2 separate regions of the Homo sapiens genome follow, and region 2 is linked to region 1. Evidence: chromatin loops called from intact Hi-C (ENCODE). Cell type or tissue: GM12878. All regions are shown on one strand. Links, peaks and the distances in the headings refer to the core of each region. The heading gives the core; the rest is flanking DNA.

Evidence for each region. Hi-C counts contacts between places; a loop is a spot of excess contacts. Peaks named below come from ENCODE experiments on the same cell type or tissue, not always from the same donor. Only the 100,000 strongest peaks of a DNase experiment are listed, where the experiment ranks them.
Region 2: it touches region 1 in a loop (6-fold over the local background); 1 of 110 quality-filtered maps calls a loop at or near these places.

Annotation. Positions count from the first base shown.
Region 1 is chrX:40,866,430-40,876,797 of GRCh38, forward strand. No RefSeq gene overlaps it. Among named protein-coding and RNA genes, the nearest start is that of MED14OS, 140 kb to the left of the region's middle. RefSeq lists enhancers at 655-1,154, 5,141-5,220. In GM12878, for the core only: no CTCF peak of the experiment used is centred there; a DNase peak (open chromatin) is centred at 5,202; H3K27ac peaks cover 2,037 bases.
Region 2 is chrX:40,949,103-40,959,470 of GRCh38, forward strand. No RefSeq gene overlaps it. Among named protein-coding and RNA genes, the nearest start is that of USP9X, 130 kb to the right of the region's middle. RefSeq lists enhancers at 682-1,365, 1,366-2,047. In GM12878, for the core only: no CTCF peak of the experiment used is centred there; DNase peaks (open chromatin) are centred at 3,949 and 4,589; H3K4me3 peaks cover 275 bases; H3K27ac peaks cover 821 bases.

The sequences.
Region 1 (10,368 bases), core at 2,511-7,510:
CTGCTTCATCTCCCCATCTCTACTTTGGCCACATGGCCTCTTTCTGCCCTTCAAATTTGCTATGCTCCATCTTACCACTCACTGTTACCTCTCCCCTAAAGCTCTCTCCCCCTTCTTTGCTGTGTTAATGCCTGCTCCTGCTTCACATGTCAGCCTAAGCCTTACCTCTTTGAGGTAACCCTTCCTGACCTCCCTAAATCTGCCTCATAGCATTATGTATTTTACATTTGTTTGTGTGATTGCTTTTAATATTGGTCACCCCCTACTCCTATCCACTATAATGTAATCTTCAAGAGGGCAGAGGCATGTTTGGTTTTGATCATCGCTGTATTTGCAGTGCCCAGCCAAGAGTCTGGCACACTGTAGGCACTTGGCCCCTATTTGTTAAACTAATAACTTGATAAATCAGGGGTTGGGCTAGAACATCTCTAGGGTTCATGTTAGCGCTAACTTTCAGGGCTTCCTTTTCAGATCCTTCTTGTAGATCAGAGGGGTGATGGGGAAAGCAGCCAACTGTGGTAAATTAACAGCTTCCACACAGTCAAAGCTGTTGGTTAGAACTCAAAGGAGCCCTTTTCCTACTTCAAAGATACTGCATGGCAGGCACCAGCATTGACCGGCCAGATAGTTTTCAAGGAATGCTTGATACAGGCCAGCAAACTAAGTGCCAGAAATCCTGGGACAGAGACTTTTGCCAAGAGATTCCCTGCTCTGGTGAGCTGAGCTGAGCTGAGAGATGGCTCTAAATGTCACTGATTAATCATGAAGGGTGCTTCTCAGCCATTCCAACACTCTGCTTTTGCTCCTTTTCAGGTCTTCACCCTTCGGCCCCTTCTAGAAAAACCCCAAGTGACTGCTGTCTAGAAATATCCTCAGATAATTGGCTTGGCTGATGCCCAGATGTCCCTTGTCTTATATTAAGGTGTTGGGGAAGGAGGCAGGGACAAGTTACTCTTCTAGCTCTTGCATTGTATGATTCTGTTATTCTAAATTTTGAGAATTTTTTTCCCTTTTAAAGAGTGAATTAATTCTATTTTGACAGCATGACTTGGATCCCATCCAGGGAAAAGAGGTAGGAAGTTCCAGGGATGTGAGTCATCTATCCACCGGGGCTGGAGGCAGTTCTTCTGTTCTTATCCCATGACAAGGACAAACTCTCTGTCAAGGTCAGATCATGTTCTGAATCCATACTCACCAGGCAGCCTGCCATTTCCAATGGCAGCTTCTCCTGGGGCTCAGGAAGGAGGGCTTAGGTGAGGCACCTGGACAATTTGGTCCTTAGAAAAGGGTGTTCCTCTGACTGTGAGTTAAGAATCTAATATCCTGTGTGAGGTGGGAAAAAGAAGTGAGTGCATGGCTGGGTCCTGAGTTTGGGTGGTAGAAAAGGTCTGTTTATAAGATGGAATACTATACAGCAGTATTGACATGGATGCCCTAGAGCCACATTAGCAACATGGACTAATTTTTTTAAGCTTTATTTTATTAATTGACACCAAAAACTGTACATATTTATGGGATACAATGTGATATTTGAATACATATATACATTGTATAATGATCAAGTCAGGGCAATTAGCAAATCCATCACCTTAAACATTTATCATTTCTTTGTGGTGAGAACATTCAAAGTCCTCTTTTCTAGGAAATTTGAAATATACAAAATATTGTTAACTATAGTCACCCTACTGTGCCATAGAACACCAGAACTTATTCCTATCTAACTGTAACTTTGTCCCCATTGACCAACCTCTTTCCATACCCCATCTCCCCACCCTCCCCAGCCTCTTGTAACCACTACTACTGTCTACTTCTATGAGATCAACTTTTTTAGATTCTGCCTATGAGTGAGATCATGCAGTATTTATCTTTCTGTGCCTGGCTCATTTAACATAATATCCTCTAGGTTCATCCATGTTGTTGCAAATGACAGAACTTTATTCTTTTTTACAGCTGAATAGTATTCCATTATGTATATATACAATATTTTCTTTATCCATAGTATTCCATTGTATATATTTTATTTTTATTTATTTGAGACAGAGTCTTGTTCTGTCATCCAGGCTGGAGTGCAGTGGTGCGATCTCAGCTCACTGCAACCGTTGCCTCCCAGCTTCAAGCAATTCTCCTGCCTCAGCCTACTGAGTAGCTGGGATTACAGGTGCCCGCCACCATGCCCAGCTAATATATATATATATTTTTTTGTAAAGACAGGGTTTCACCATGTTGGCCAGGCTGGTCTGGAACTCCTGACCTCAAGTGATCCACCCTCCTCAGCCTCCCAAAGTGCTGAGATTACAGGTGTGAGCCACCACGCCTGGCCCCATCATGTATATATACAACATTTTCTTTATCCATTCATCCACTGATGAACACAGGTTGACTCCATATCTTGGGTATTATGAATACTGCTGCAATAAACATGGGAGTACAGATAACTCTTCAACATGCCAATTTCATGTCCTTTGGATATATAACCAGTAGTGGGATTGCTGGATCATATGGTAGTTCTATTTTTAATTTTTTGAGGAACCTCCAATACTGTTTTCCATAATGACTGTACTAATTTACATTCTCACCAACAGTATGTAAGGGTTCCCGTTTCTCCACATCCTTGCCAACACTTATTATCTTCTGTCTTTTTAGTAACAGCCATTCTAACTAGTATGAGATGATATCTCACTGGTTTTGATTTGCATTTCCCTGATGATTAGTGATGCTGAGTATTTTTTCGTATACCTGTTGGCGATTTGTATGTCTTCTTTTGAGAAATGTCTATCCAGGCCTTTTACCCACTTTTTAATCAGATGGGGTTTTTTTTGGCTATTGAATTGAGTTCCTTCCATATTCTGGATATTAACCCCCTTGTCAGATGCATAGTTTGCAAATATTTTCTCCCATTTTGTAAGTTGTCTCTTCATTCTGTTGTTTCCTTTGCTGTACAGAAACTTTTTAATTTGATATAATCTTACTTGTCTATTTTTGCTTTAGTTGCCTGTGCTTTTGAGATTCTATCAAAAAAAATCCCTGCCCAGACCCACACCCTGAACCATTTCCCCTGCTTTCTTCTATCAGTTTCATAGTTTTGGGTCTTACATTTAAGTTTTTAATCAATTTTGAATTGATTTTTGTATATGGTGAGAGATAGGGTTCTAGTTTCATTCTTCTGCATGTGAATATCTAATTTTCCTAGCACTATTTATTGAGAAGACTGTCCTTTTCCCAATGTGTGTTATTAGCAACTTTGTTGAAAATCAGTTGGCTGTAGATGTGTGGATTGATTTCTGGGCTTTCTATTCTGTTTCAGTGGTCTATGTGTCTGTTTTTATGCCAGGACCATGCTGTATGCTGTTTTGGTTACTATAGCTTTGTAGTATATTTCCAAGCAAGATAGACTAATTTTTAAAACATAATGTTAGAAAGGAAGAACAAGTGACAGGACACATAGAAAGTGCTACCATTAGGCTGGGCATGGTGGCTCATACCTGTAATCCCAGCACTTTGGGAGGCTGAGGCAGGAGGATTGCTTGAACCCAGGAGTTTGAGACCAGCCTGGGCAACAAAGTGAGACCCTATCTCTATAAAAAGTTTTTAAAAAGTTAGCTGGGCATGGTGGTGTGCACTTGTGGTCCCAGCTGCATGGGAGGTTGAGACAGGAGGATTGCTTGAGCTCAGGAGGTCAAGGCTGCAGTGAGTCATGTTTGTGCCACTGCACTCCAGCCTAGGTAACAGAATGAGACCCTGTCTCAAAAAAAAAAAAAAAGTGCTACCACTTATAAAATGTTAAAATATGCAAAAATATCAAATCATTTAGGATAAACATATATCCCTAATGATTTATAATAGGATATAATGTCTATAGATTTATAATATACGTATATGTGATCTACATGTAATAAAATAATAAAAATACACATGGAAATGATAATACCAAACTTGTAGCTGTTTTGGGGTAGAGAATGAAAGTGAGACTTGGTACAACAGAGGGCTCAACTATATCTGAAATGGGTTTTTTTTTTTTTTTTTTTTCCTTTTGGAGACGGAGTTTTGCTCTTGTTGCCCAGGCTGGAGTGCAATGGCGCGATCTCGGCTCACCACAACCTCCGCCTCCTGGGTTCAAGCGATTCTCCTGCCTCAGCCTCCCGAGTAGCTGGGATTACAGGCATGCGCCACTACGCCTGGCTAATTTTGTATTTTTAATAGAGATGGGGTTTCTCCATGTTGGTCAGGCTGGTCTCGAACTCCGGACCTCAGGTGATCTGCCTGCCCCAGCCTCCCAAAGTGTTGGGATTACAGGCGTGAGCCACCGCAGCCGGCCCTGAAATGTTTTCTATCTTCAGCTGGATGTTTGTTACATTGTTCTGTATACTTTTTGTATATCTGAAGTATGGTTTTTAAAATAATTTCAACTTTTATTTTAGATTCAGGAGGTACATGTGCAGATTTGTTACATGGGTATATTGTGTGACACTGAGGTTTGGGGTACTAATCATCCTGTCCCCCAGGCACTGAGCATAGTACACAATAGGTAGTTTTTCAGCCCTTGTCCCCCTTTTCCCCTCCCCCTTCTAGTAGTCCCCAGTGTCTATTGTTCCCATCTTTATGTCCTTATGTACCCAATGTTTAGCTATCACTTATAAGCAAGAACATGTGGTATCTGGTTTTCTGTTCCTGTGTTCATTTGCTTAGGATAATGGCCTCTAGCTCCATCCATGTTGCTGCAAAGGACATTATTTCATTATTTTTTATGGCTGTGTAGTATTCCATTGTGTATATGTACTACATTTTCTTTATCCAGTCCACCATTGATGGGCATCTAGGTTGATTCTATACCTTTGCTATTGTGAATAGTGCTGCGATGAACATACAGGTCCATGTATCTTTTTTTTATAGAATGATTTATTTTCATGATTTTTTTTTAAGTGGAAAGAAAGGTTAAGTTTCAGTAGGCTTGAGTGAATGTTAAAGCATCAACTTGTGTATTCACTGGGACAGTCCCTCAATTATGACTGTACAAGTTGCTGATGTCCCATGAGCAAAATTACCTCTGTGTCCAGGGACTTTCCTCCTGATTGCAGCTGAAGCTATAAATATTCTCACCTCTACCCCTGCATCATTGCTGGGCCCACCCCTGCTCCTTTTCCCTTCGTCTTTCTGTCACTGCTGGGAAGCCCCTGCCTTTGCTCAGACTTCTGGATGCCTTCCAACTCATTTTCCTGTCCTGCACACTCCAATCCCCCATGGTGTAGGAATCCCCACTTCTGACAGTAGAGCACAGTAGGGAGGAGAGAAGGTGAGCTGAGTTTCTGTTCTCACAAGAAAACTTAGAGTGGATTTTCACCAGGAAATAACACTCTACCAAGTAACTGGTTCTTGACCATCATTAATACTAGCGTCTCATTTCCTGTGGGTGGCGTGGGCTCTGGTGGTGTGCTTAGGAACCAGTCATTCATATAGAACTGAAGAAAATCTGTTCTGAATTCTAAGACAGATTTTCCAACAAACTTTTGGATCAATACCAAGTTTTAAGTTGTCAGTTCCCTATAAAGCCCTAGGGGTGCCTAGCTTAGCTAAAGGGAAAGAATTCAAGGTTTCTGTGGGTGAAGTAAGACAGGGAACTTCAGGGGAACTCCAGAAAGAATTTCCTGGGAAATAAAATTGCATCACGGCTCACCTGCCTGAGCTGCTTAGAGTGTTCATGCTTCTACTAAAGAAGCCTTCTTCTCTCTGCAGCCCCACATTTTAAATACGAACAGTATAATAACAAACTCCACCAAGAAGAGCTGATCATTCACCACACAATGTGATTTCTAATTGCTTGAATAATACCGTATGATGGAATAATTTCCTACCCAGTAAAAATGATTTCTTTTTTTTTCAGAGTGATAATATCCTGTTAAAATATAATGCCATTCTAGACAGTGACTACACAATGGAGTGGTTTTTTTTTTTTCCTATATATAACCTTTAAATGCTAAGCATTAGGATCAAGGCAGTAGCAAGTGATAAAACAAGTTCCCAGATGAAGAAAAGAATTCTTTGGGTCTATGTTGGAATCTAATTACCCAACATCCTTGGGTAAAATAGTGAGTTGACAAATTTATGATACATAGATGGTCTTTGCTCTGTTTCTTCAGAGAAACTCAGTTGCACAAGAATGGAAATGGATTTTTCCATAAAGCTGGTGTGCAGTATAACATCTATATTTGGACAGGCACACACACACCATGTTGCTAATTTTAATGCGCCAATTAAATCCTCATTTTGTGCATCACTGAACCCATAAAAGCAGATTTTTTTTCTTTAGAAAATGAAATTGCAAGACATTTGTTGTCTAGTGACCTACTGTGCCAATAGGTATGTAGAGCATGAGGTGCTCTCTAGGAATACAGAGGAAAGTGAAGACGTGCTTTCCGTTCGTGAGGCATTTAGAACGCAGTCAATTACAAGTTCAGAGCAGAAAGCAGCCTCATATCAGAAAGATGAGAAAAGTGAGGCCTAGAGAGAAAGAATGACCTTCCAAAAGTCACACAGCCAAGGAGTGAAGTTGGTCAGATGAAAACCAGCTGTCCAGAAATGGAGCTCAAAGGCTAGCCTCTCAACAGCAGCCCTTCACAATACCCATGTGGAGGCAGGGACAATGCTGCGCTAGATTAAAATGTTTCTCTAGGTTGGGCCATGTTCCTGGCATATAGATTCTTCCATGGGGCTCATGGGAGGCTCCTTCGCTGGGCCCCTTTGATTGCAGCTCTGGTGATGCTCACCATACAGTGTTTCTCTAAAATCCACACCCCTTTTGGCTTCTGGTTCTTGGGCTGATGTGAGAGAGTGGGAGTAGAGGCTCGAATCCACACTTTCTTTAAGAAATCCTCTTTGGAAACACTTAAAACTGTTGTAGCTTTTACAGACACCACCCCTATAACTCTGAAGTCCCACTCCTAGATGTATGTGCAAGAGAAATGTGTACATATGTTTACCAAAAGACATGTGCTAAAATATCCGTAGGTATTCATAATAGCCCCCAGTTGGAAACTACCCAGATGTCTATCAACAGTAGAACGGATAAATTGTGGAATGCTCACACAATGGGATGCTATACAGTAGTGAGAATAAACGATCTACAACTACATACAGTATGGATGGCTCTCATAAATAGAATGTTGAGCAATGAAGTGAGCCACTAAGGGGTACACACTGTATGATTCCATTTATATAAAGAACAAAAAGAGGCAAAAATAATCTGTGCTATTAGAGGTCAGGATAGTAGTTACCCTTGGGGGTAGTAGTGACTGAAAGCGGGGTACAGAGACCTTATGGGATGCTAGTAATTAATCTTCTGGTTTTGTTGGGATATTCAGTTTGTGAAAATTCATCAAGCTATAAACCTGTTGTTTGTGCACATTTTAATATGTATCTTATATTTCCAAAAAGATTAACAAAAGAAGACTCCAACCTTTTTTTCTTTTTTTTTTCAAGAGTGGGTCTCACTCTGTCACCCAGGCTGGGGTGCAATGGTGCAATCTCATCTCACTGCAGCCTCCACCTCCTGGGCTCAAGCAATCCTCCCACATCAGTCTCCCAAGTAGCTGGGACCACAGGCGTGTACCACCATGCCCAGCTAATTTTTTTTTACTTTTTTTTTTTTTTTTGAGGCAGAGTCTCGCTCTTGCCCAGGCTGGTATGTAGTGGTGCAATCTCGGCTCACCAAAACCTCCGCCTCCCAGGTTCAAGCGATTCTCCTGCCTCAGCCTCCCAAGTAGCTGGGATTACAGGTGCCTGCCACCATGCCCGGCTAATTTTTGTATTTTTAGTAGAGATGGGGTTTCACTATGTTGGCCAGGCCGGTCTCAAACTCCTGACCTCGTGATCCACCCGCCTCGGCCTCCCAAAGTTCTGGGATTACAGGCGTGAACCACTGCGCTCAGCCGATTTTTTTTACTTTTGTAGAGATAGGATCTCACTATGTTGCCCAGGCTGGTCTCAAACAATCCTCCCATCTCAGTCTCCCAAAGTTCTGGGATTACAGGTGTAAGCTGCCATGCCTAGCGTCCAGCCTCTTTTTCCCCCATGGCTCCCACATGCAGAGGTGCAGCCCGCTATCACAGGCTGTCTTAATTCAGGCTCTGATCCTAGCTCCCCAACCACAGAGAACACACAGTTACCTCTTCAAGGGTCCCTTTAAAGTACCATTTCACGGACTTAAGGTTAAAAGGGGGCTCCCCATCACCTCAGGGGTCGGAGAGGGATGCCCACAGCATGGCAGTAGCCTTATCTAAAGAACCTTCTTCACAAATCCTTCTTACTTCTACCCTCTCTTGATGCCTTTGTAGTCAAAATTGTTGAGGGCATTTGAGAGTCTTAGAGCATACCTTTTGTAAAGTCAGCCTCTGTAGATCTGAGCACACTCCTTTTGGATGTCTCTTGTATTGGTGCAAAACAGCATTGGGAAGGTCCATTTTCATATCTTATTACGTAGGTAAATAAGAAATCTATCCATAATAATGGCTTGTCACATTCATGTAGTGCTTGGCCTTTATAAAAGAGAATGCAGATCTATTGCCTTAATATTCACAGCAACCCTACAAGGTAGGTGTTACTCTCGTGTTACAAGTGAGAACATTAAGACTGGTAAAGGAGAGGTGACCTGCCCTGCCTGAGCTTACACAGGCACTACATGAAGACAGGGATAGCCCAAGCCAGGGCTTGTGACTCCAGATTTATTCTCCCCCTCCCCCACCTCCACCAAGGGTAGGCCAAGGTGGAGATGTACCAAGGCAGAGAAAGAAGAGCCTGGGAAACTTCTGCTTGCTGTTCTGGGATGTGAGCTTTGGAAGATACCAGAATGGGTTTGAATGGCAAATCTACTACCTATCAAGTGCATGATTTGGAGTTAGGTTATTTCACCTCTCTGGACCTTAGATGATAACATCTACTTCTTATGGTTCTTGTGAACATGACATCCAATAGCCATGTGAAATGCCTTTTAAAGCATAAGGCTTTAAAAGGATATTGGTTTTCTTCTCCCTTTGAACAAAGCCTAAGGAAGTCTAAGGAAGAGTAGGTGGGGAAGGACAGTAAGCCAAGTGAAGGGTGGAGGGTTCTGAGTAGCTGATAAGGATCATGGTGGCACATTGGACAGAGTGAAACATGGACCTTTATCAAGTCAAGGCAGTTTATTCCTCCACTACACAGACTGTTTAGTCTGTTTAGTATTTGGAAAGAACAATTTAACCTCAGCTGCAAGACTAGGCTAGAGTCCAGGTTCTAGTATCTAGTAGCCAGCTGTCTAGAAATAAGGGAGGAAGGTAAATTGAAAGAACTTAAAACCACGGGTAGGGCTTTCCATGTCAAAAGTTGGAAATTATTCTATGAAAGAATCAGGAAAACTGGTCATGCCGAGGGATTCTCCCTACCTTTACCTCTTTTTAAGTGTTTCCAGCACGTTTTTGTGTGTGTATTTTCAGTAGTTCAAAATGATGAAGTCTAGCAGACACTATTGGTTACCTCCCCAAATCATTTCACCTTGCAGAAACACCTGGCCATGTGCTCAGGGAAGGTACTCCCCCAACACCCAATTCCCAGACACTTAGGGTGATTTCATTCCTCTAGTCTTTGATCAGTTTAAGCATGGGCATGTGATCTAAACTTGGTTAATGAATCTGATGGGGGAATCTTGGGAAAGTTTTGCTCACTCTTAGAAAGGGACACAAGACTGGAAACATTCCTCCCTTTTTTGCTCCCCCTCTCAATGCTATTTTGTGAGAATGTGACGCCTGGAGCTACTGAAGCCATCTTGTGATCATGAAGCACAAAACCCACCATACTGAAGATAGGGAAACAGTAAGAGAAATATCACGTAAGTCCTTGATAATGTACCACTGAATTAGGCAACTCTGGTATCACCTACATCTAGACATATATAAGTTACTAAATGCCATGATTGTTAAGCCAATTTTAGAGAAGTATTCTGTTTACAGCCAGAAGCAAACGTTTTGCGTAACCAAAATAGCAAACATTTTTGTACTATATTGTTCCTTTTTACACTATTAATGCTCATTTATTAGATGATGTAATTAAACCTACCAATAGAGGAGAGAGAACACAGGGTTCTACTGTAGGAAGAGACAAAGGAGGTCTTAGAAATGGAGTGAAAAGGTGGCCAAAAAAGGATGAGAAGATGGAAGGAATTCCCTTCACCAGATTGGAAGAAGAGCTAAAAGTAAGCTATAGCCCCGACACGGTGGCTCACGCCTGTAATCCCAGCACTTTGGGAGGCCGAGGCGAGTGGATCGCTTGAGCCCAGAGTTTGAGACCAGCCTGGCCAACATGGTGAAACCCCGTCTCTACTAAAAATACAAAAAATTAGCAGGG
Region 2 (10,368 bases), core at 2,384-7,383, 83 kb after region 1:
GTGGCGGCGTGTGCCTGTAGTCCTAGCTAATCAGGAGGGTAAGGCAGGCAGACCTCTTGGGCCTGGGAGTTCAAGGCTTAAGTGAACTATGATCATACCACTGCTTTCCAGTCTCGGTGACAGAACAAATCCCTTTCTCTAAAAATAAATAAATAAATAAATAAATAAATAAATAAATAAATAAATAAATTCAACAACATTTGGGGCAACCGTCAACCATTAGAACTGCAATTTATTACCTACGGAAGGCTGGACCCTTTCAGGAGATCAGGGACAAGCAGGGAATGGTAAAGTTGAAAACGAGTGTATTAGTTCATTCTTGCATTGCTATAAAGAAATCCCTGAGACTGGTAATTTATAAAGAAAAGATGCTTAATTGGCTCATGGTTCTGCAGGCTGCACAGGAAGCATAGCAGCTTCTGCTTCTGGGGAGGACTCCGGAAACATACAATGATGGTGGAAGGCAAAGAAGGAGTGAGACATCTCACACGGCCAGAGCAGGAGGAAGAGAGAGAGTGAGGGAGGTGCCACACACCTTTAAACAACCAGATCTCATAAGAACTCCATCACGAGAACAGCACCAAAGGGATAGTGCTAAATCATTCATGAAGAATCCATCCCCATGATCCAATCACCTCCCACCAGGCCCCACCTCCAACATTGGGGATTACAATTCAACATGAGATGTGGATAGGGACACAGATCCAAACCATATTATTCTGCCCCTGGCCCCTCCCAAATCTCATGACCCTCTCACATGGAAAAATCCAGTTATGCCTTCCCAACAGTTCCCAAAAGTCTTAACTCATTCCAGCATTAACTCAGAAGTCTACAGCCCAAAGTCTCATCTGAGACAAAGCAATTCCCATCTGCTATGAGCCTACAAAATAAAAAACAAGTTAATTACTTCCAAGCTACAATGGGGGTATAGGCCTTGGGTAAATACTCCCATTCCAAAAGGGATAAATCGGCCAAAAGAAAGGGACTACAGGCCCCACACAAGTCTGAAACCCAGCAGGGCAGCTGTTAAAGCTTCAAAATAATCTCCTTTGACTCCATGCCTCACATCCAGGGCACACTGATGCAAGGGGTGGGCTCCCAAAACCTTGGGCAGCTCTGCCCCTGTGGCTTTCCAGGGCTCAGCCCACACAGCTGCTCTCATGGGCTGGCATTGAGTACCTACGACTTTTCCAGGTGCATGGTGCGAGCTGCCAGTGGATCTACCATCCTGGGGTCTGGAGGATGGTGGCCCTCCTCTTACAGCTCTTCTACGAAGTGCCCCAGTGGGGACGTTGTTTGGAGGCTCCAACCCCGTATTTCCCCTCAGCACTGCCCTAGTGGGGGTTCTCCATGAGGGCTCTGCCCCTGCAGCAGGCTTCTCTCTGGACATCCAGGTGTTTCATACATCCTCTGAAATCTAGGCAGAGGCTCCCAAACCTCAACTCTTGCACTTTGGGCTTCTGCAGGCTTAACACCATATGGAAGCCATCAGGGCTTATGGTTTGCACCCTCTGAAGCAGTGGCCCAAGCTGTACCTGGGCCCCTTTGAGCCAAGGCTGGATCTGGAGTGGTTGGGGCACAGGGAGCAGTGTCTCAAGGCTGTGCAGGGTGGCAGGGTCCTGGCCTGGCCCATGAAACCATCTTTCCCTCCTCGGCCTCTGGGCCTGTGATGGAAGGGGTTGCCAGGAAGGTCTCTGAAATGCCTTGGAGGCCTTTTCCCCATTATCTTGGATATTAGCACTTGGCTCCTCTTTACTTATGCAAATTTCTGCAGCTGCCTTGAATTCCTCCCCCAGAAAATGGGTTTTTCTTTTCTACTGCATGGCCAGACTGCAAATTTTCCAAACTTTTACACTCTGCTTCCCTTTTAAATATATGTTCCAGTTTCAGGTCATTTCTTGGCTCACGCATAAGAGCATAGTTGTTAGAAATAGCCAGGCCATATCTCGAATGTTTTGCGGCTTAGAAATTTCTTCTGCCTGATACCCTAAATCATCACTCTCAAGTTCAAAGTTCCACAGATCCCTAGAACAGGGGCACAATGCAGCCAACCTCTTTGCTAATGCATAACAAATGTGACCTTTGCTCCAGTTCCAAATAAGTTCCTCATCTCCATCTGAGACCTCCGTAGCCTAGACTTCATTGTCTATATCACTATCAGCATTTGGTCACAACAATTTAACAAGTCTCTAGGAACTTGTTAAACTTTCCCTCATCTTCCTGTCTTCTTCTGAGCCTTCCACACTCTTCCAACCTCTGCCACTTACCCAATTCCAAAGTTGCTTCCACATTTTCAGATATCTTTATAGCAGTGCCCCACTCCTTCGTACCAATTTTCTGTGTTAGTCTGTTCTCGCACTGCTATAAAAAAAATACCTGAGGCTGAGTAATTTATAAAGACAAGAGGTTTAATTGACTCATGGTTCTGCGGGCTGTACAGGAAGCATAGCAGCTTCTGCTTCTGGGGAGGCCTCAGGAAACTTACAATCATGACAGAAGGCAAAGGGGGAGTGAGACATCTCACATGGCCAGAGCAGGAGGAAGAGAGAGAGTGAGGGAGTGCCACACACTTTTAGACAACCAGATCTCATGAGAACTCTATCATAAGAACAGCACCAAAGGGATGGTGCCAAACCATTCATGAAGAATCCACCCTCATGATCCAATCACCTCCCACCAGGCTCCACTTCCAACACTGAGGATTACAATTTGACATGAGATTTGGATGGGGACACAGATTCAAACTCCAAACCTTATCAATAGGATAGGGGTTAAGGGCGGACATGAGGGGACACAGGTAAGTTACCAGGCTGAGTGGGTACAATTAGGAGCCTATGGTGGAAACAGACTGAGGCATCAGTGTGTGAGTGACCAAATCCAGGTGTATTAATCCATTCTCACACTGCTATAAAGAACTACCTGAGACTGGGTAATCTATGAAGAAAAGAGGTTTACCTGACTCACAGTTCTGCAGCCTGTACAGGAAGCATGGCTGGAAAGCCTCAGGGAACTTACAATCATGGCAGAAGGGTGAAGGGAAGCAAGCACGTTTTCACATGGTGGCAGAAGAGAGAGGGTGAAGGGGGAAGTGCTGCACACTTTTAAACAACCAGATCTCATGAGAACTCACTCACCATCCCAGAACAGCAAGTGGGAAATCCACCCCCATGATCCAATCACCTCACACAAGGTCCCTCCCCCAACATTGGGGATTACAGTTCAACACGAGATTTGGATGGGGACACAGAGCATAACCATATCACCAGGCAAGAGAATTGGTGTGTAAGAGGCAGTGAGGCCACAGTGTTGGCAAAGAAACAAGGTAGCAGAAACTAGGAAGCATCCAGAATAGTCTTGGACAAAGTGCTATGGAGAGCTTTCTGCTGTGAGGGGACCCTACTGAGGATCCTCCATCCTTATCCCTCAGGATGACCTCTGTTAACAGTGCTCAGTGTGTGCTACAAGCAATTCACAAAATTATGATTATTGAAATGTATAGATTGTGGCACAGATTGCTACTAGTTGCCTGCCCTTTTTGTTGTTGTTGTTAGACAGGGTCTCATGGTGTCACCCAGGTTGGAGTGCAGTGGCACAATCACAGCTCACTGTAGCCTTGACCTCCCAGGCTTAACTGATCCTCCCACCTCAGCCTCTCAAGTAGCTAGGACCACAGGTGCACGCCACCACGCCTGGCTAATTTTTGTATTTTTTGTAGAGACGAGGTTTTGCCATGTTGGCCAGGCTGGTCTCTAACCCCTTCTTTATTACTAATGGAAACATTATATTGTTGAGGGTGGCAATGTGCCCAGCTTTAAAGCAATACTTTTCCAGCTTGCCCTGCAGATATCGGTGGCTAATAAAGTGAAAGCAAAAGTCATTGCCTGAGTCGTCTGAGAAAGCTTTGGAAAAGGAACTGATTAATGTGAGTGATTTCACCTTCTGCCCTTGCCCCTTCTTCCTGCCTACAGCCTAGGATGTGGTATAAAATGTCAGTTGCAGCAGTCATCATGGGCTATAAAGCAACCTTGATGACGGGAGCCATGCCCTATAGGGGAGCAGAAAGAAAGAACCTGGGTCCTAATATATGTAGAGCTGCTATGTCACCACTGGACGCCCATCCTTGAACTCCTTTCACAGGAAAAAACAAAAAACAAAAAAACCAAAAAACCCATCATATTTAAGCCACCATAATTTGGGTTTCTGTGCCCAAATTTGGGTTTCTGTGCCCACCATAACTGATATGGTGACTAAGGGTTATAAAAGAAATATAATATTTGTGGGAAATTTTAAACTTTACATGTGAACTATCCTAATGAAAAACACTGGAAATGTTAGGTTTCCTAAGGTATTGATTAAGCCTGAAATCATTAGCTGATACATACTGAAAAGAGGAAATCATACATCTGAAATCATTACCTGATATATATACTGAAAAGAGGAACTTTAACTCAGCCAATAATTGTATCTTTCAACAAGGGAAATTTCCCTGTGAGCAAGTTTGTGGTACAAGGTCATCTGCAGCTGAACCTTTGCTGTGCCAAGGCTTTGGTGTGGGAGCACACACACAATTTTGAAGAGCTTGGACTTGATGTTCGTTTCCATGCCTGATGTGCCTGTACTATACATTGGAGAACATTAAGTCAGTAAGTATGGTATATGCCGGAGTCATGTCCTCTGGGGGTAAAAAAGCAACGAAAAGGAGAAACAAAAACTAATTTTAAAAAATCAGGCTGGGCATGGTGGCTCACGCCTGTAATCCCAGCAGCTTGATAGGCCAAGGCAGGTGGATCACCTGAGGACAAGAGTTCGAGACCAGCCTGGCCAGCATGGCAAAACTCCATCTCTACTAAAAATACAAAAATTAGCTGGGAGAAGCAGCACACGCCTGTAATCCCAGCTACTCGGGAGGCTGAGGCACGAGAATTGCTTAAATCTGGGAGTTGGAGGCTGCAGTGAGCCAAGATCACGCCACAGCACTCCAGCTTAGGCGACAGACTGAGACTCTGTCTCAAAAATAAATAAATAAATTAATTAATTAATTAAAAATTGTTCCCTTAGTCTTTGAGATAGAGAGGGAACAGAGCAGAGGGGACAAGGATGCACTTTTCTGAATATACCTTGCTTAGGAGACATAAAAATATTTTCACATAATTATGAAAACAAATTGAGGCCAGGCACAGTGGCTCATGCCTGTAATCCCAGCACTTTTGGAGGCCAAGGCAGAAGGATCACTTGAGCCCAGTGTTGGAGACCAGCCTGGGCAACATAGTGAGATCCTGTCTATAAAAACAATTTAAAAATTAGCCAGGCATGGTGGCATACGCCTGTAGTTCCAGCTACTTGGGAGGCTGAGGTGGGAGGATCCCTTGAGCCCAAGAGGTCACGGCTGCAGTGAGCCATGATGGTGCCACTTTACTTTGGCCTGGGTGACAGAGCAAGACCTTGTCTCAAAAATAAATAAATAAATAAATAAAAACAAATTGAAATCAAAAGGATAGAAATGAATCCCTGAATAACAAAAGAAAAGTGAAACAAATTAACATGTATATCAAGCTGGTAGGTTAACAACACAGAAAGAAATTATTTCAAATAACTTTAAACATGGGCTGGGCGTGGTGGCTCATGCCTGTAATCCCAGCACTTTGGGAAGCCGAGGTGGGCGGATCACCTGAGGTCGGGAGTTCGGGACTAGCCTGACCAACATGGAGAAACCCCGTCTCTACTAAAAAAAAATACAAAATGAGCCGGGCGTGGTGGTGCATGACTGTAATCCCAGCTACTTGGGAGGCTGAGGCAGGAGAATTGCTTGAACCCAGGGGGCGGAGGTTGCGGTGAGCCGAGATCGTGCCATTGCACTCCAGCCTGGGCAACAAGAGCGAAACTCCATCTCAAAAAAAAAAAAAAAACCACACAACTTTAAACACATGGTATTCATGGTAAATCTTTTGTGGGATATATCCTGTGGACAAAAAGATACACAAAAAAATCTTAAACTCTTAGTGATGATTCTATTATCGCTGTCTTGAAACTATTAGTGTGTATAATATATATACACACTTATAAGCACGTATATATAGTAAGATAAAACAAATAAGTAACTATGTTAATGTCATTAGGAACTAATATTTTCAGCCTAAGGGAAGAAAGACACAAATATTCAATGAAATATGTAAAAGCCATGTAATCTTAATTTTGAATTAGACATATCAATGTGAATTTATGAATTATTTTTATCTTTCCAGAAAGTACAAACTTTCCAGCTGTGCCTATTGAAAGGCAGTGATCAGCCCAGTAGCAATGAGTATACTTAATATGCAGATTGTGGTTTCTCAATGCGTTTACCCATTAAAGGGAACAAGGACTCCTTGGAGAAATAGCTGATTTCAGATCTGGGGCAGGAAATGTACATGATGTACAAACTGTTGCCGTGGAAAATATGGACGCTATCAAATACTATTGATATGTCCAAAGGACACAGTAACCAATTTTTTTTTTTTTTTTTGAGACAGAATCTCACCCTGTCACCCAGGCTGGAGTGCAATGGCATGATCTCAGCTCACTGCAACCTCCGCCTCCCAGGTTCAAGCAATTCTCCTGCCTCAGCCTCCCAAGTAGCTGGGACTACAGGTGTGCACCACCATGCCCAGCTAATTTTTGTATTTTTAGTAGAGACGGGCTTTCACCATGTTGGATAGGCTGGTCTTGAACTCCTGACCTCAGGTGATCTGCCCACCTCGGCCTCCCAAAGTGCTGGGATTACAGGCGTGAGCCACTGCGCCTGGCCGCAGTAACCAATTTTAATAGGGTCTACTTGCTAAAGATGGAACAAGTTGAACATCAAAAGGAGTAAAATCTTAAGGTCAGGAACAAAACAAGGATGTCTGCTCTCACAACTTCTATTCAACATTGTACTCTAAGTTCTAACCAGGGCAATTAGGCAAGAAAAAGAAATAAAAGAAATCCACATGGGAAAGGAAGAAATAAAAATTATTTCTATTTGCAGATGACATAATCTTGTAAGTAGAAAATCCTCAGGAATCCACTAAAAACTATTAGAACTAGTAAACACTTCTACCCCTTCGCTTAAAAAGATAGAGAAATTAACATAAAAAAATTTAAAAAGAGCTAGTAAACAAGTTCAGCAAGGTTGCAGGATACAAGACAAATATACAAAAATGAACTACATTTCTGTACACTAGCAATAAAATCTAAAAATAAAATAAAAAATTCCACTTATCATTAAGAAAATACTTAGGAATACATTTAACAAGAGAAATGCAAAACTTGTATGCTGAAAATTACAGAACATCTTTGAAAGAAATTAAAGATCTAAATAAATGGAAACATCATATATTCATGGGTCAGAAGACCTAATATTGTTAAGATAGCAATACTCCCCAAAGCGATTTACAGATTCAGTGCAATGCCTATCAAAATCCCAGCTTGCTTTTTTGTAGTAATTGACAAGCTGATCCTAAAATTCATTTGGAAATGCAAGAGACTCACAATAGCCAAAGCAATCTTGAAAAAGAACAAAGTTGGAAGACTCACATTTCCTGATTTCAAAACTTACCAAAAAGGTACAGTAATCAAGACCACGTGGTACTGGGATAAAGACAGACATATAGACCAATGAAATAGAATTAAGAGTCCAGAAATAAACCCATTCATTTACGGTCAAATGATTTTCAACAAGGGTGCTAAGACCATTTAGTGATGAAAGAATAGTCTTTTCAGCAAGTGGTTCTGGGACAACTAGATATTCAATTACAAAAAGAATGAAGTTAGACCCTTACCTCACAATATACACAAAAATTAATTTAAATGAATCAAAGATCAAATGTAAGAATTACTGCTATAAAACTCTTAGAAGAAAATAATAGGAGTAAATCTTCATGGCCTTGGGTTAAGCAATGAATTCTTAGGTGTGACACCAAAAGCACAAGCAGCAAAAGAAAAAAATACATAAATTAGACTACATCAAAATTTAAAACTTTTGGCCGGGCGCGGTGGCTCTTGCCTGTAATCCCAGCACTTTGGGAGGCCCAGGCAGGCAGATCACGAGGTCAGGAGTTCGAGACTATCCTGGCTAGCATGGTGAAACCCTGTCTTTACTAAAAATACAAAAAATTAGCTGGGCATGGTGGCAGGCGCCTGTGGTCCCAGCTGCTTGGGAGGCTGAGGCAGGAGAATGGCGTGAACCTGGGAGGCGGAGGTTGCAGTGAGCTGAGATGGCACCACTGCACTCCAGCCTGGGCGACAGAGCGAGACTCTGTCTCAAAAAAAAAAAAATTTAAAACTTTTCTGCTACAAGCAATACCATCAAGAAAGTGAGAAGACAACCAAAAAAATGGGAGAAAAATAATTGTGATTCATATACTTAAGAAGGGATGTATATCCAGAATATGTTTAAAAAACAAACAAACAAACAAACAAAACTCTTATGGCTCATACCTGTAATCTCAAAACTTTGGGAGGCCAAGGCGGGTGGATTGCTTGAGCCCAGGAGTTCAAGAACAGCCTGGGCAACATGGCAAAACCCTGTCTCTACAAAATAATAATAATAATAATAATTAGCTGGGCATGGTGGCACATGCCTGTAGTCCCAGCTACTGAGGAGGCTGAGGTGGGAAGATCGCTTGGGCCTGAAAGCGAGGCGGCAGTGAGCTAAGATCACACCACTATACTCCAGCCTGGGTGACAGAACAAGATCCTGTCTCAAAAAACAAAAAAACAAAACAAAAAAACCTCTTATAATTCAATAATAAAAAGGCAAATAACCTAATTTTAAAATGGGCAAAGGATATGAATAGACTTGTCTCCAAAGAAGATGTACAAATGCCAATAAGAACCTGAAAGGATGCTCGATTTCATTAGTCACTAGGGAAATGCAAATCAAAACCACGATGAGATACCTCTTTTCACCCAGTAGGTTGGCTACAATAAAAAAGACACATAATGTGGCCAGGCGCAGTGGCTCACACCTGTAATCCCAGCACTTTGGGAGGCCAAGGTGGGCGGATCACCTGAGGTCAGGAGTTTGAGACCAACCTGTCCAACATGATGAAACCCCGTCTGTACTAAAAAATACAAAAATTAGCTGGGTGTGGTGGCACATGCCTGTAATCCCAGCTACTTGGGAGGCTGAGGCAGGAGAATTGCTTGAACCCGGGAGACAGAATTGCAGTGAACCGACATCGTGCCACTGCACTCCAGCCTGGGCAACGGAGCAAGACTCCGTCTCAAAAAAAAAAAATTACACATAATGTGAAGAAATTGTAATCCTCATACATTGCTGGTGGGAATGTAAAATGTTGCAGCAGCTTTGGAAAACAGTTTAGCAGTTCCTCAAAATATTAAACATAAAGTTACCATATGACCCAGCAATTCCACTCCTAGGCATATACACAAGATAAATGAAAACATGTCCACACAAAAACTTGCACACCAATGCTCATTGCAGCATTATTCATAATAGCTGAAACGTGGAAACAATACTGTAATTAGTTTCCTAGGGCTGCAGTACCAAACTGCTACAAACTGGGTGGCTTAAAACAAGAGAAATTTGGCCAGGCGTGGTAGCTCACACTTGTAATCCCAGCACATTGGGAGGCTGAGGTGGGCAGATCACCTGGGGTGAGGAGTTTGAGACCAGCCTGGCCAACATGGCGAAACCCCATCTCTACTAAAAATACAAAAATTAGCCCGGCGTGGTGGCGCCTGCCTGTAATCCCAGCTACTTGGGGGGCTGAGGCGGGAGAACTGCTTGAACTGGGAGGCAGAGGTTGCAGTGAGCTGAGATCCCGCTACTGCACTCCAGCCTGGGTGACAGAGCAAGACTCCATCTCAAAAAAACAAAAAACAAACAAACAAACAAAAAAGAGACAGAGAGAGAGAGATTTATTCTCTCCTAGTTCTGGGGGCTAGAAGTCTGAAATCCAAATGTTGGTAGGGCCATTCTCCCTCTCAGCATTCTAGGAAAGAATCATTCCTTGCCTCTCCTAGCTTCCCGCAGCTCCAGGTGTTCCCTTGGCTTGTTGTGGCTGCATCATTCCAATCCCTGCCTCCCTCTCTATATGACATTCTCCTCCTTCTCCCTCTGTTTCTCCTGTGTATGTCTCTTATAAGGGCATTTGTCACTGGATTTAGGGCCCATCTGTATAACACAGGGTGATCTCATCTTGAGATCCTTAACTTAATTACATCTGCAATGAATCTTTTTCCAAATGAAGTCACGTTCACAGGTGCCAGGAGTTAAGAAAGATAGACATATCTTTTTGGAGGCCACCATTCAACCCACTACAAACCCAAATGTCCAGCAACTAATGAATGAATAAACCAAATGTGGTTCATCCTTATAATGAAATA